3 separate regions of the Homo sapiens genome follow, and regions 2 and 3 are each linked to region 1. The links are chromatin contacts, found by Hi-C or POLR2A ChIA-PET in ENCODE. All regions are on one chromosome and are shown on one strand. The core of a region is the stretch at or near the end of the contact, and the rest is flanking DNA. Distances in the headings are between cores, read along the strand shown.

Region 1 (2,980 bases), core at 145-2,644:
ATGATCTTGGAACTCTTTTAAGTGGAGTAAATGTTAAATCCTTGAGAATGTATGAGACTGCCATAGAAGAAAGTATCCAGAAAGAAAAGGTATCAGTACAGAAAAGAAGAGTCAGAAAATACCGTGCAAAGGCACATTCAGAACGTAACCAGGATAGCTGGAGCCAGGATTCAAGGAGAGAGGTAGGTAACATTCAATGCTCAGAGGAGGCAAACAGGGTGAAGAATAAAACACTGGGTTTGGCAATAATTTCAGGAACGAACGCTGAGAAAGTCATTTTTCCATGAAGTTGCGGGGGGGTGGGGTAGAGGTCAGATAGTTAATTAGGGAAAAGAAGTCAACAAACTATTTTATCAAAAGGTTTAGGGAAGAGAAGCCACTCTCCTCCTACCAGAGAGTGAGGAAGCAACTGGAGAGAAGTAAACTACTGTACAGTGAATAAAAACATGGGGCTACATCCTAGAGGCGCTGTGCATCTTTATCTGCACAGAGTTTTGTCACGTCCACAGTGCTTTTCACACGCACTATCTAATCTGATCGTACCCCAGCTCCCTGATGATATAGCCTCTAACTGAGGGGTTCTCAAGGTGCGGACCAGCAGCAGCATCACAGATAACTTGTTGGAAATGCACATTCATGGGTTCCACACCAGGCCTACAGAATGAGAAACTACGGGTGGGGCCCAGCAGTCTGTTATAACAAGTCCTCCAAGGGATTCTGATGCTCTCCAAGTCCCCATAGCCACCACACTCGGGAGACAACCGCTGCAGCGCGCAGGGACCGCGGTTGGAGGACAGAATTTCCCCTTCTCAATCTTCGGCCTGTGTCCTCTTCGCTCTTAAGGGAGGTAGTGAACAATGAGACAGCCCCTCAGAGAAAAGTCGCCAGGCAGGGGACTCAGCTGGAGCGAACTCCGCCCATCCCGGCCAGGGCGGAGGCGAGGTGCGGATTCCTTCCCCAAACCACGCCCCCATGCCCGCCCCCAGCCTCCGCCCCCGCACGACCCGAGGGCCCCCCGCCCTCGGGCTTCGACTTCCGGTGCTGGAGGAGGGGGCCGGCGGCGAGGGACTCCAGGAGGACGCGTCCAACTTCGAGACCGGCGGGGGCCGGCTCCGCTCTTCCAACCCCTCCATGTGTGAAGAGGGCGGACGACGCAGCGGGGGAAGAAAAATAAGCTAGTCTAGGACAAGTGTCCAGGCGACGTGGAACCCAGTAAGGGAATAAAGAAGACTGGAAACGTCTCTCCCCTCCCCTATCCCAGTCCCTCACCCTAATCCGCGCGCAATAGAAAAGGCGGAAGCGCCTGTCCACGATCAGGGCGGGGCAAGGGGAAGAAATCTCGCGATAGGAGAGCGGTCCGGGCGGGGGTGGCACCTCTCCCTCCTCCTGGCGTTAGTTCCGGTCGCAGAGGAGACACCGCCGCAGTTGCCGGTACATCGGGGATTTCTGGCTCTTTCCTCTTCGCCTTAAATTCGGTGAGACGCGGCGCCCCGCTCACCCCGGGCGGACGCTGCGGGTCGTGGACGCCGGGCAGAGGGAGAGGGAGGCGGCGGGCTGGATGCGGCCCGGCTTGGATGGGCCCGAACGGAGGTCGCCTCTTGAGGCCGGGCCGGATCTAGGGCCTGAAAGGCCGCCGCTTCGGCAGGGAGGCCGAGGGGTAGCGGCGGCCCGGGTGGGGAGGTGGGGTCCGGGTGTGCGCCGCGGCGCTGGCTGCGAAGGCAGTGGCCGAGGCGGGCTCCCTCTGGGCCGTGCCCGGCCTGGCTAACAAAGCCGCCGCGGCCTCTGTTGTGTGATGTACGCGTGGGGGCTTCCGGCGGGCGGGGCGGAGGGGCTGCCACCCACCACCGCTGCGGCCGCCGCCTCCGCCGCTGCTTTCGCTGGAGGGCGGGCGGATGTACGGGGCGCCTGGGGCCCCGGCGCAAAGCGCCTCAGTGACTGTGGTCCGCTCGTTGCGGCGGCCGCCACCGCAGGCGACAGGGTCAGTGGAGAAAGAGCCGCGGGACCCTACGGCGCCCCGCTGTGGCCGATGGGGTCCTGGGCGGGAAGCGGGTGATCTGTGGCTCGGGCGGGAGGCATGGGAAGGGTGTGGATTGGGAGACACGTTACCGGGGAGGAGGCTAGGACTGTGGGATATGGGCGAAGGAGGCTGGGCTGGCTGTTAGTTTTGCAGGCCTGAGTGGTGCAAGGCGGCCGCTGTTGCGGTCACAGGCATGACCTAGGGTAGGATGGTGCTGCCCGTAACCAGGCTTGTCAGAAGAAGGGGTTCACCTTTTGACAGTGTTTTAGAATTGGCATACACATTTTGGATGCCTGCTGACTATGGTGATAATCTCTCTTTGCGTTCTGCGATGCTTAGTGGTCGTGGAAGATGTAAGTGAATGTAAAGAGGAATGTGGAGAAAACTGAACAATTAGGTTTATGACGGGTGATCACTGTAGCACTACAATGTCGCTTAAAAGTAGTTCACAGCACTAATTTGAAGGGTTTCTTGTAGAGAGAAATGCACATTTTGACGTACATTTGATTCAAGTGCAGGTAATTCTTTGTGCCTGTATCGGGTATAATTGCCAGCTTTATATCCTGAGAGTGGGTGTTCCATTTGATTCATATGTGACTAGACTAAGGTTTGATGTTTTGCTTTAAAAATTAGTATTATGGCACTGATATTAAGGCTTTATTTCTCCTTTCCTAGGGTGTCTTTTATGAATAATCAAAAGCAGCAAAAGCCAACGCTATCAGGCCAGCGTTTTAAAACTAGAAAAAGAGGTAAATATTTACGTTTTAATGTCTCTCTTCAAACCTCCAGAACATCTTGTGTATCTTGCCTTCTCTGACAGGTACTTGCATATTACTAAAGCCTCAAAAGAAGATACCAGAAAGAAACTTGAATTTCTCGTTGACTGCCATTTCACATACACCTTTAATATTTCTACTGCTTTACTGCTCAAGCCTTAATTTTTAGTATCAATATATCTCTAAG
Region 2 (2,980 bases), core at 304-2,803, 960 kb before region 1:
TTTTGTTGAAAATTAATTATACAGGTTTTGGAGGTTGCTTTGATACTTTTTAGTACTCTAGAATAGCATTTTTGACACATCTTTCCATACTTCAAATGATATTCATGATCTAAAGGAATTAAAACATCTTAAAATAATAAGAAAATAATTTCCCTCTTCAAGTTCAGGACCTCATAACTTTGGTCTCTTTTAAATACCATAACTAAAAATAGATGAGGCCCTCATGAATTCATTCAACAAATATTTAATGAGGGTCTTTTTCTGACAGGTAATGTTCCCTGTGTGAGGGATACCAACCACTGTTCCCTGTGTGAGGGATACCAACCACAGTGGTCTAACTCTGAGACACGCGTTAAACTTTAGAGTTTAAGCTAAAAGTGCTCTGGTGCAAATAATGGTGCTCTCCCTCAATAAATCCACTGGCTTGTTCGCCAGGATCATTCGTTGGCCTAATCATCTTAACCTAGAGAGAGCTCAGGCTTCGTAGCTAGCTCAGGTTTGCAGGCAGGTTTTCATATCATGTCCATCATCTCATCACTGAAAATTCATAAAAATTCTGTCATTAGGTTTTTCTAGATATTAATAACATTGTTGTAATAAAGCAACCCAGACCTCTCGTTTCTATGTAAACAAAAAATTGCTTTACACAAGGGGTGTGGGCGTCTTCTGGTTTTCATTTGTTTTCAGTGTGTTTATGCAGCTTAATTGTCTCATCAGGCACTTTCCCAACATAATTATGCTTTTTAACAAATGGTGTTTATGGCAACCCCTAACAGTGCAAAAGAAAGGATTAGTTTCATCCTCTCATTCCACATTTTGATTCCCTGTGGACAGCTAAATCACACAAAGATGGTGTTAGAAAAATTCACCTTCACAGCGAAGCTGAAATGAGCGGCAGTACCAGGCTCAGAAAGTGACCCAAACGCAAGCCCCCCAAAACACTCTGTGTTTGGGACAGGGAGATCCTAGTCCTCCCAGCTCATCCTTCAATTACCATTGGATGACCTCTGGTGATAGATTAAACACTCGGCCGTCCCCCGCCCCCGCGCCTCCCCACCCGCGGAGAACCTAGCCTAGCAAGTGCAAAGTGCAGCAGTTCACCTGCCCCCTGCGCACGCACCCCACCGGCACTTGGAGGCCGCAAGGACGCTCGCCAGGCTGCCGCAACGCGTGCTGGGGCCAGAACCCCGCTGCTGGGATTCCCTGCGCGGTGCCGACTAGGTTCCTGGGTGGAGTGTCCCAGGACCACGTGGGCTGAAAGGGAACCCGAAGTGACTCCCGGCCTCCCCACAGGTCTCGCGGGACGCAGCAGCGGCGAGGGCGCGGGGTTGTGGCGCCTGGGAGCGAGGGGCAGCCGGCGGCTGCGCTGCCCCGGCCGAGCTCTCGAACCAGCGGCCGCGCCTGCCGCTCTGCGGTTTGGGAGGGGAGCGGACCTGCGAGCGCCGAAGGGCGGTGGGGCAGGGCGACCGCCCAGCCCAAGTCGCCGCCGCGCGTGGCCCGCGCGCAGCCTCCGCCGCCGCGCGTGGCCCGCGCGCAGCGTCTGCCGCCGGCTCCGCCTCCCGGACGCCCGGAGCGCGCCCCACCCCAGCCGCACACCGACCGGGCTGGCTCTGCCTCTCCCTCCCTGACCCGGCACCACGTGCCTGGCGTCCTTGAACGCTTCAGATTTTTATCAGTGTTGCCTTTTCGTTTGCTCTTCCGTATCGCCAGACCCTCCACAATTCTCTAGTCAATTAATGACTTTAAAGGGGCATTGGCATCTAATGATCAGGTCTTTGCCTATTGATCATGCACCAGCAGGGGGCTCTTCTCTCGTTTCCTTGGAAGGGACACACGCACTCACACACACCCTTCTGGTAAATCCCCTCCTGGAGGATTAGTGCCCCCCGTGACTGTGAACTGGACCCACCCCGGGACAAAAGCAGTCCTTGCGCATACCCATTTAGTCAAAGTTACAACGAATATGAATCAGGCTTCCGCATTTCCTTTTTTTCTAGGCCACTCAACCTTGAAAACACATTTCGCTTCCAAAAAATCAGGACCTGCTTTTTTTTTTTTCGTGTAGCAAGGATTAAATGTCACCATTTTGATCCAATTTTGTTCCTGTAGTGAAATAATCACTAAATAACTACTTTGACGGAATAAATTAATTTTTAAATCTATTTTTTATTTTCTAATTATAATTTTTAAACACAGATTTGAGGAAATTAACATTTATGTGGACATTTGGTTTCTAGCCTAATGTGGCATAAAAATAAGTAACATAATGAGTGTTAAAAAAAATCAGGTTCATGATGCTTCTCACATCATCATCATTGTACTTAGATGTCACAACAGTATTATGTGCGATTATGTCAGATCCAGCCTTCTCCATCTCGGAGTGTTGGCAGGTAGGAGGGTTGTTGGCAAGAGGAGGGGTGTTAACCTCAGGATCCTGGATCCATTCCAAGGCTGGTAATTACATTCTGCCAGCCAAAATTCATCCCATAATTTTAATTGGATAAATCCTTTCTGGCCTAAGCTACTGCTATGCCTGTCAAACTGTTGCCACATTTCACCCCAGAGGTGTCTGTGTTTTAGTTGCAAGAATCAGTCCCTTTGAGGTTGGCTTATCTGTTTAAATCCTCAAAATGCACTGGGATCCTATGGAATTAAATATATATTTAGGTATTTTTTTCTACTAAATCTGCATAGAAGTGCATAAAGTAGATACATACCCATGTTATTACCTAAAGACCAATACCTATCTAATGTCAGCATTCACTAGATAATTTTGAGAGCTTTTTAATCAGACCAATATTCCTAACTTTCTTCATCTTCTCTTTTGAGAGCTTTTTTGGCCTCTAGCTTTAGCTTCCGTTTTCCAAAAAAAGTAATGTGGTGTCCAAATGTTCCTTCCATGGTAGGGCAAAGAACCAGAATCCCCTGTATTTCACCTTTCCAAACAATCGGATAATGATACTACTTGCCAAATGAGACA
Region 3 (2,980 bases), core at 184-2,683, 900 kb before region 1:
GTATAACTAACCTCTACTTGTTTTTAACCAGTTATTTTAGAAAGCGGCAGATTTCCTTAGTAATTAATTGAATAATTTTTGATTGATAACAATATTTTGATGTCAGATGGAATGCAACAATTTAGACCAGAGTAGGTTAGCATACTAAGTCACCAAGTCTATACATATATATAAATCATATTTTATCATTTGCTCATTTATGTTCCTACTCCAAGCCATTTGTTATTATTTGCATATGTAGACCAAAGAAAACAGTATGTGTGCTTAAATACACATATATAAACTCCGAACAATTATATATAAAGTGCTTAGATTTCTGGCCTATAGTAAACCCTCAACAAATGTTGGCTGTAGTTTTTTGTAATTTTCATTAATTATTCTCTTTACAGTGCTTTGTCTCACAAGTACTTGGATCTCATCCTCGCTCGCACACATTTCCCTGTTTTGTTTGTTTTTGGTTTATTTTTTGAGACAGGGTCTGCTTCTGTTGCCCAGGCTGGAGTGCAGTGGTGGGATCACAACTCATTGCAGCATACAACTCCTGGGCTCAAGCGATCCAATCTCCCATCTCAGCCCTCCCAGTAGCTTGGACTATAGGCATGCACCACCACGCCCGGCTAATTAAAAAAAAAAATTTAGTAGAGACAAGGCCTCCCTATGTTGCCCAGGCTGGTTTCAAACTGCTGGACTCAAGTGATCCTCCGCCTCGGCCTCCCACAGTGCTGGGAGTACAGGCCTGAGCATACATTTCGCCAAATCTTATTCCTACTCAACTGGCCACAGATAGTTGCTGGACACACATGACTTTCCTACACTGTTTAGTTTTTGAAAACCTCCAAATAGCAAAACACCAAGTAAAGCGTACTGCCTCGCCCCGTTTTTTTCCTGTCCTAGATCATGTACCCTGTTCCCAAACAGAGATGAATTAGCTTCATATCTAACCACAAATTCTCCATGAGCACAGAGATCTTCGTATATCTATAATAATTGTACTCAGGAAACTCAAGGTATGAGGAGAGAGATTCCCTTCCTTCGGGGCTTGTAGGAGACTTCCCACGGAATCTTCTTTGGGAATGTCTCCCTTTTAAGCCCTGAAAGACCAGATAAATCTCAGGTGAACCTAGAGAAACAGGGAGCTTCGTATACTCAAAAGTCTATACATTACGTATTATTGAACGGCGACCTGCGGCCGCCCCTGCTGCTGCGCATGCTCCATAACTGCCGCTTGCTATAGCTGGGAGTACTGTATTATCTCTTTGCTCTTCGCCGGCTCTTCCCCAGACTTCTGTTCGAACTTCCCGGCCGCGGCAGAACCCACCAATCACAAACGCCCTTCCTCAAGCCACGCCCACCGTCTTCTCCGGGATCCCAAGACCGATTTCGCCCACACCCCTCCCTTCCTTTCCTTACGCACGCTGCGCGCGGACGTCGGCCTCTGACGTCGTCGCCTCAGCGCCGGCTCCCGGCCGGGCCGCGGCCGCCGACCGTTGAGCCGCCGGCTGAGCCGCCTGCTGAAGTCCCTCCCTCAGGAACCCCTCCGCCACCCTCCACCTCCGAACCGCTCTCGCGGCGGCGACCCATGTGGGGGTTCAGGCTCCTGCGGTCGCCGCCGTTGCTGCTCCTGCTGCCGCAGCTCGGAATCGGAAACGCCTCGTCCTGCTCTCAGGCCAGAACCATGAACCCGGGCGGCAGCGGCGGCGCGCGATGCTCCCTCTCGGCCGAGGTGCGCCGCCGTCAGTGCCTGCAGCTTTCCACCGTGCCTGGAGCCGATCCGCAGCGCAGCAACGAATTGCTCCTGTTGGCGGCGGCCGGGGAGGGACTGGAGCGGCAGGACCTCCCCGGGGACCCAGCGAAGGAGGAGCCGCAGCCGCCGCCCCAGCATCACGTCCTCTATTTCCCTGGGGATGTGCAGGTAACTCGGGGCCTGCCTGGGTATCTGTTCCTTCCTCTCGTGTATACGTACGCGGTCACTGATTCTTCCCTCGTGGCTGCTGCCTGGTTCCTTTCCTTGCCTGAACACACCCACACATTCACTGAGGGTGGCTCTTCCTCTACTCCACGAAATCCAAAACCGTGCCTTCCACGCCCTTGGCGCCCTTTGTCCATAGAACCCCATGGGGAAGGTGTCCGACGAGGGCTACGATCTCGAAAGAGCCAGCTGTCGGTCCAGGTTTCCAAGAGGCGGAATTTGAGACAGGGAGTGACACGCATCTTGTATATTTATTCTATAATTTGGTTTCTCAGAGGACCGTGTGTGTGTGTTGGGCAGGGGACAGAGCGATGGCTTTCAAATTAAGTTAGCACGTAGTGTTTAGAAAACGGTGGCAGTAATTAAAAACCAAACAAACATTACAAAGGTATGACATCCAGTAACCCTAAAAAAGAGTGGGGATGGGTGGAAGAAAAGGGACAATAATTATTAAGCATGTCAATGTTTTGATGCTCACCTCTTTTGTACTTTTGCTTTTGCATGTTATGTTTATTATTTTATAGCTGCAGGTAAATATCCGTGGTTATGTTGCCCTGAAAACTGGGTCTTAATCTAACGTTGCATTATCTAATATGGTAGCCATTAGCCATATATGGCTATCTGAATTAATTAAAATTAAATAAAACTAAAAATCCAGTTATTCATATTAGCTGCATTTCAAGTGCTCAGTAGCTACAGATGGCTTGCGTGTGCTGTATTGGACAGCACAGATATATAGCATTATCATAGAAAATAATCCATCATCATAGAAAGTTCTAGACAGGTAAAGCTAGACTATAGCTAGGTATGTTTCTCTTTTTTGTTTTTTTGAGACGGAGTCTTGCTTAGTTGCCCAGGCTGGAGTGCAGTGGCGCAGTCTCGACTCACTGCAACCTCCGCCTCCCGGGCTCAAGTGATTCTCGTGCCTCAGCCTCCCGAGTAGCTGGGATTACAGGCATGCGCTACCACACTGAGCTAATTTTTGTATTTTTAGTAGAGATGGGGTTCCAC

Evidence for each region. A loop is a pair of places that touch in the nucleus more often than their neighbours do. ChIA-PET counts read pairs that join two places held with the same protein, here RNA polymerase II (POLR2A). Pooled maps may share reads with other maps.
Region 2: a pooled map shows a loop between it and region 1 (8-fold over the local background). The contact joins the promoter of FTCDNL1 here to the promoter of BZW1 in region 1. A Hi-C loop is called at or near these places in 8 of 50 pooled maps. POLR2A ChIA-PET finds 5 or more read pairs at or near these places in 2 of 52 experiments (H1 and T-cell).
Region 3: a loop to region 1 is called in a map of heart left ventricle, with 9 times the contacts of the local background. The contact joins the promoter of C2orf69 here to the promoter of BZW1 in region 1. A Hi-C loop is called at or near these places in 5 of 168 maps with a recorded cell type or tissue (CD4-positive, alpha-beta T cell, CD8-positive, alpha-beta T cell, heart left ventricle and 1 more), 12 of 37 single-sample maps with no recorded cell type and 22 of 50 pooled maps. POLR2A ChIA-PET finds 5 or more read pairs at or near these places in 1 of 52 experiments (OCI-LY7).

What each region holds. Positions count from the first base shown.
Region 1 is chr2:200,810,516-200,813,495 of GRCh38, forward strand. BZW1 (basic leucine zipper and W2 domains 1) reads left to right here and starts at 1,395. Exons shown (of 12, transcript NM_001207067.2): 1 at 1,395-1,475; 2 at 2,693-2,766. The coding sequence starts at 2,703. BZW1-AS1 (BZW1 antisense RNA 1) reads right to left here and starts at 1,655. Exons shown (of 4, transcript NR_110275.1): 1 at 1,270-1,655. RefSeq lists enhancers at 609-868, 1,717-2,232, 2,233-2,748 and silencers at 919-1,068, 1,599-1,968.
Region 2 is chr2:199,849,639-199,852,618 of GRCh38, forward strand. It overlaps FTCDNL1 (formiminotransferase cyclodeaminase N-terminal like), which reads right to left and starts at 1,554. Exons shown (of 5, transcript NM_001363886.2): 1 at 1,102-1,554. RefSeq lists a silencer at 1,335-1,614 and an enhancer at 1,446-2,020.
Region 3 is chr2:199,909,860-199,912,839 of GRCh38, forward strand. It overlaps C2orf69 (chromosome 2 open reading frame 69), which reads left to right and starts at 1,434. Exons shown (of 2, transcript NM_153689.6): 1 at 1,434-1,912. The coding sequence starts at 1,580. It overlaps LOC101927687 (a long non-coding RNA gene), which reads right to left and starts at 1,287. Exons shown (of 4, transcript XR_923766.4): 1 at 1,166-1,287. RefSeq lists an enhancer at 1,566-1,755.